2 separate regions of the Homo sapiens genome follow, and region 1 is linked to region 2. A link is a loop called in an ENCODE intact Hi-C map of the cell type or tissue named here. Cell type or tissue: mammary epithelial cell. All regions are shown on one strand. Each heading gives the region's core, and the rest is flanking DNA. Links, peaks and the distances in the headings are about the cores only.

What was found. Hi-C counts contacts between places; a loop is a spot of excess contacts. Peaks named below come from ENCODE experiments on the same cell type or tissue, not always from the same donor. Only the 100,000 strongest peaks of a DNase experiment are listed, where the experiment ranks them.
Region 1: a loop joins it to region 2, with 23 times the contacts of the local background. A loop is called at or near these places in 7 of 110 quality-filtered maps.

The regions. Positions count from the first base shown.
Region 1 is chr13:31,011,527-31,014,438 of GRCh38, forward strand. No RefSeq gene overlaps it. Among named protein-coding and RNA genes, the nearest start is that of LINC01066, 17 kb to the left of the region's middle. In mammary epithelial cell, for the core only: a CTCF peak has its summit at 1,299 (motif pointing left); no DNase peak of the experiment used is centred there.
Region 2 is chr13:30,807,315-30,810,226 of GRCh38, forward strand. It overlaps LINC00398 (long intergenic non-protein coding RNA 398), which reads left to right. Exons shown (of 2, transcript NR_047012.1): 2 at 2,813-2,912. Among named protein-coding and RNA genes, the nearest start is that of LINC00398, 5.6 kb to the left of the region's middle. In mammary epithelial cell, for the core only: a CTCF peak has its summit at 1,369 (motif pointing right); no DNase peak of the experiment used is centred there; H3K27ac peaks cover 295 bases.

The sequences.
Region 1 (2,912 bases), core at 324-2,823, 200 kb after region 2:
AAACAGAATTTCAAAAGGATACTATATTCGATGAATTAGTCAATTCCCTTGTGGTAGACATGAAATTATCCCTAAACCACCCCAACAGAGGAGACTCTTACAGTGAGAGGCAAAGAGATGCTGGGTTTTAACAATAGGAGAGCTCATTTGCAATGCAAATGAGCAACCAGCAGGCAAATGAACCCTTATGGGAAAACCACTCTAATCATAAAACCTATTTGCTTTGGGGAAACTGCAATGTAAGGACAAGCAGAATCATAGCTCCGTGAATTCCCTCTAATATAGGATATTAGGGAATTATCCAGGTAGTTTTCTATGAAATTGTGCTTGAATGAAACAAAATGCATTGCTGGGCGGTAGATAATATCTTTAAAAATTGAATCCACAATTGCAGACTAAATTATTTATGGTTGTCACTATAGCTGTGATAGTTTGGATATGAAATAGTCAGGCCTTTCCCTTTGTTTTTATTTGTAGGAAAACAAGTCATTCAAGCTTTTTAGTGATACAATGTGACTTGCTGTCGATGGCAGTTACGAATTTCCAAGCCCTGCCAAGCACAGGAGTACCCAGAAGGGACATATGTTTTCTCTGCTTTGTGTTCCAAATTTGCCTTAAAAACATGCAATTATGTGAAGGCCTGATATATATTTTCAAGGAAAAGCACAATAATGGCCCTGTTTTCTAGCTGTGTTTCTCCAAAACGTATTTATATTGCTGCCTTTAAAAAAGAAGTTGGCTAATGATCACTGGATTTTTGCTTTCCTTCGTGACATATGAAAATTTGATGGGGTCTGTGAGATTTAAGAACTGTTTTCTTAAGTGCAAAGGAAATTTAGTTAACATAGTGTGTGCCAAGAGCCTGACAAATCTTCTGTAGTTACCTTTCATCCATTTCCTTATTTTTGTGAAGGGTGGGAGAAGGGAGGCAGGAAGTGAGAGAAGATGTGGCCAGAGGCAGTGATGGTAGCGTGACCCCAGAGGACAGACAGCAAACCTCAGCCGGCTCCTAAGGCATGACAGGTGTGGGTGTGTCATGCTTGTTGGTGGAGGTGGGGTGAGGTGGGATATTTGTTGCGGATGGCTCTGAGGAGAAGTTGTGAAGGGAAAAAGGCTTTTTGGTTGCATTTTATGCTTAAATGAAAATTACTGTAAAACCCTTTATAAATTATATAATCACACTCCCTTTAGATTTCATGCCCTTCATTGCTATTATTAATGATGGCTTTCACTCCACTGTCTCAGCAGCATTTCCAGGAAATTTATTGAGACAAGATGAGTTAGTCTCTTTCTGGATTGGGGAGCCCCCTCCTGGGAGGTAGGGCAATTTTTGTTGTTGCTGTTTTTTTCTTTTTCAGTGATGAAGGTAGAGAAAGGCAAAAGGCCAATTCCACATAAAATGCTAGTTAGTGGACAGGCAATCCATCGCAGTAAAAAAATTTCAGGAAGTATTGAAGCTAAGACGAAAAAATATTCAGGTACAGTGGAAAAAATGAAAGTTTGTGGTAGAGATAACATATAGGCAATATATTTTGATTCCTTTGTACAAATCTGCAAAACAAATGTGTTTTATGTAACTTATGGACTAATAAAGTATTTATATCTGATATTTAGAATTGTAAGGGCTCAGAAAAATACAATGTGAAAAACTGTGACAGTAGCATGTCTTTCCTATAATTTTCCAACCTTAAGAGAAATAATTTTCAAATCCTTAAAAGTTGTTTCACCTTCTGGATTTCACATCTAGAACTCAGGAGAAGTCGTATAGGTGTTCTTAGAGACCGGATCTTTTTATTTTTATATTTATTTATATTTATTTATTTATTTTGAGACGGCGTCTCGCTCTTTCACCCAGGCTAGAGTGCAGTGCCGCAATCTCGGCTCACTGCGAGCTCCGCCTCCTGGGTTCACGCCATTCTCCTGCCTCAGCCTCCTAAGTAGCTGGGACTACAGGTGCCTGCCACCATGCCCGGCTAATTTTTTGAATTTTTAGTAGAGGTGGGGTTTCACCATGTTAGCCAGGATGGTCTCGATCTCCTGACCTCGTGATCTGGCCTCCTCTGCCTCCCAAAGTGCTGGTCGTGAGCCACCGCGCCCAGCCAAGACAGGATCTTTTTATTAAAGCTTAGACCCAAGTATGTTTTTCTCATGTGTTGTGTGCGAGCCTGGTAAACTCTCATCTGCTTTTTTGGATCCTAGAGAAGGCTTTGGCCAAAGAACACTTTGAATTAACTCAGTGGTAATGTCTTTTGTCTGATAAGGGAAATGGCTCTCAGTTTGATGAAATATCTTTTGCATGTATTTAAATACTGGTAAGATATTTCTCCCAGTTAACTTCTGAAATTACTTCCTGGGTTCCGTTCTTGCCAGAAGAGCCCTACAAAGAATTTTCAAGTAGAAACTTCAGGCTACATGTGTCTCCACTCTAGACCTGGGTCCTTGGTTTTGTTCCCCGATGAAAAGTAATTGTGAGGCCATTCAAGTCACAATCTGAAAGATGCTTTAATTTTATAAAACGGCAGATCTCCCAGTAGCTTTGGTGTCAGTCTGAGTTTTACAGGAGGGGCCACCACCTTGGAGACTGGTACACAGAGATTTCAGGAGATGATTCTATTGGAAGAAAAGCCAATTTCCTCCTTTGCTGTTTGCCTCAGGCCTCATGAGACAGTGTAAGAACATCAGAGCCTGACTTGGCTGTACTCACTGGTGATAGTTTATTCATTCTAAGCCAGATGTTTGGGGATTTTCATTTATAAAAGGCAAATTGGTGAGACAGTAGCTAAGAGACTGAAGGTGAGTAGGAGGTATTCTCTGGTGATCCGTTTATTGACTAAAAGAGATCCAGTTTCACTAACACCAGAGTTCCTCCATCCAATGGCCACAGCTTGAGAAAATTTACCCCAGAAAAAGAG
Region 2 (2,912 bases), core at 99-2,598:
TGTCCAGGCTGGACTTGAATTCCTGGGCTCAAGTGATCCTCCTGCCTCAGCCTCCTAAGTAGCTGCGAACACAGGTGTGCACCACTGCACCTAGCTAGAACAAACACATCTTTTAAAGGAGCAAACTAGTTTCAGAGTGTTAAGGTGGAAAGTGGCTGGCTAGAGGAGTGGGGCTGGGGGTGTTTCCAGAGACAGACTCGCTGGGGAGGCCTTTCAGAGCAGATGAGAGTTGAGCCGTGAATGCCCAGGCAGGGCCAGCCACATAAATGTAGAGTAGTAAAGTAGTTTAGGCAGCAGTGCAGCAAGTGCAAAGGCACTGGGGTAGGGATACAACTGAGTGAGCCCAAGGAATAGAGGGTGGCTGTGGCTGGGGCAGAGTGAGGAAATACCATTAAAGAGATTAGCAGGCCAAGTAAGGCGGGGCTCTGGGTGCCAGAATGAGCCGAAAGGTTTCATTGTAAATGCCCTGCAGAGCTTTTAAAAGTTTTTAAGCTAGGAAGTAACTTGCTCTGATTTGTGGTTTATAGAGCTCCTTTGCTGTCAAGGAGTTGCTGCAAAACAGTACACAGAAAATGGAACAGTGAGGAGGGGTGTAGCTGAAACGAGACTGGCCATGAGTTGATAAGTATTACAGTTGGGTATCTGGGTATATTTTGTGTATGCTTGAAAATTCTTAGAACAAAAGTTTCAAAATAACTCTTTTTTTTTTTTTTTTTTTTTTTTTTGAGATTGAGTCTTGCTCTATTGCCCAGACTGGAGTGCAGTGGTGCGATCTCAACTCACTGCAATCTCCACCTCCCAGGTTCAAGGAATACGCCTGCCTCAGCCTCCCAAGTAGCTGGGATTACAGGCACGCACCACCACACCTGGCTAATTTTTGTTTTTTGTATTTTTAGTAGAGATGGGATTTCACCATGTAGGCCAGGCTGGTTTTGAACTCCTGACCTCAAGCGATCCTCCTTCCGCAGCTTCCCAAAGTGCTGAGATTACAGGCGTGATCCACCATGACTGGCTTCAAAGTAACTTTTTATACAGCAAAGGAAAAAATGGAAACAGAACCCTTTAAACGGCACACAAACAAAATAAAATAATAGCCGAACACTCTCTTTGGCTGCTCTGTGGAGAACAGATCATGGAAGGATGGGTGGGAGGAGGACATTCAGCTAGAAGGATTTTGCAATAGTTCAGGCAACACATGGCAGGAGCTTGGTCTGGGGGTAGCAGAGTCCATGAAGTAGGTGTGGGATGGTTTGGAGATGAAGCCAGTTGGACTTGCTGATGGACTGTGTGTTGGGGTGATGGAGCCTGGGGGTGGGAGAGGGGATTGACACAAGTGACCAAAGGCAAGTTATCATCTCCAAACGTGCCTTTTGCCACTAGATGGGACTGTCATCTACTGAACTGCATTAACTAGCTTGATTAGCTGGAGAAAAGGTATTAATCATGTTTTTCATTTTTTGATGCTTTGACATCTTGGGTGTCGAACATGGAAATGTCACATGATGGGAGGGCCCTTGAGTCATCCCTCCAAGGAAAACTGCATGACCTAAAATATTCATATTGAACTTTGCATGAGTGAGAAATAAACTTTCAGTGGCTTAATTTAAGCTTCTGAGGTGTGGGGGTTATAGATTCCAGCAATTGGCCTATTCTGACTGATGCAACTGCCTGCTCCAAGTGGACAGAAATCTCATGGATAATTGAAATAATAAGTAATTCCCAAATGATAGTTTAGCCAGTTAATGAGAAGCAAATTACTCCTTCTGCCTACTGTATGTTAAGGGTTGTTAATGAATATCAAAATGACCAGAAGACTGGGAACAAAAGGGGGGAGGAGAAATGAAGGGCCTTGAAAAATGTGTTTACTGACCAGCCAAGCCCTGAGAACATCACTTAGCCAATCTATAGAGGGAGCTGAGAATAAGAAAATAAACTTTAACATAGTGAGTCCTGAATCAGTTATTCATTCATTCTTTTTTTTGAGACAGAGTCTTGCTCTGTCGCCCAGGCTGGAGCGCAGTGGCATGATGTCAGCTCACTGCAACCTTTGCCTCCTGGGTTCAAGCGATTCTCTTGCCTCAGCCTCCCTAGTAGCTGGGATTACAGGCACATGCCACCAAGCCCGGCTAATTTTTGTATTTTTAGTAGAGAAGACATTTCCCCATGTTGGCCAGTCTGGTCTCAAACTTCTGACTTCAGGTGATCCACCCGTTTCAGCCTCCCAAAGTGCTGGGATTACAGGCGTAAGCCACTGCACCCAGCCTCATTCATTCAATAAGCATGTAGCGAACACCTACTGTGTGCCAGGCACTGTGCTAGATGCTGGATATACTGTGGAAAATAAATTTTACATGGTACCTGTCCTGAAAGAAATTATAATCTAGTTGTGGAGATAGAGACAAAAATGAATGAATGAAACAGTAAGTGAAACAACTGTAAGTTGGATCAGGGGCTATGAAGGAGTCAGACTAAGGCTTGAGATAGCACAACCAAGGGAGATTGACTTTAATGGGGAGCAGGGGACTAAGGGAAGAGAAAGTGCAGGCTACAGGCAGAGGCAGGGTAGAGACCAGGAGTGGGAGAGCGAGTGGCAGGTGGAGAAGGGAGCATGAGGCATTCTGGGCAGCGGGACAGCATGTGCAAAGGCCCTGAGGCTCTAAGGCTGTACACATTTGAGCAGCTGATTAAAGACCAGTAGGACAGAAGGAGGAGGTGAGGGAAAGTGGCATAAAATTAGGTGGAGAAAAAGACAGAGGTGGATCACACAGGGCCTGGGGCACAGTGAAAATGTTGACTTTTATTCTCATTTCAGTCTCCCTGCTTCCTGGCCTTTCTATTTAAAAGCACCCATCTTCACCTTCTCCCAAAGGCTCTGGAAGTTTTACAGACAGCATCTTTCTAGCCTCGCCCTG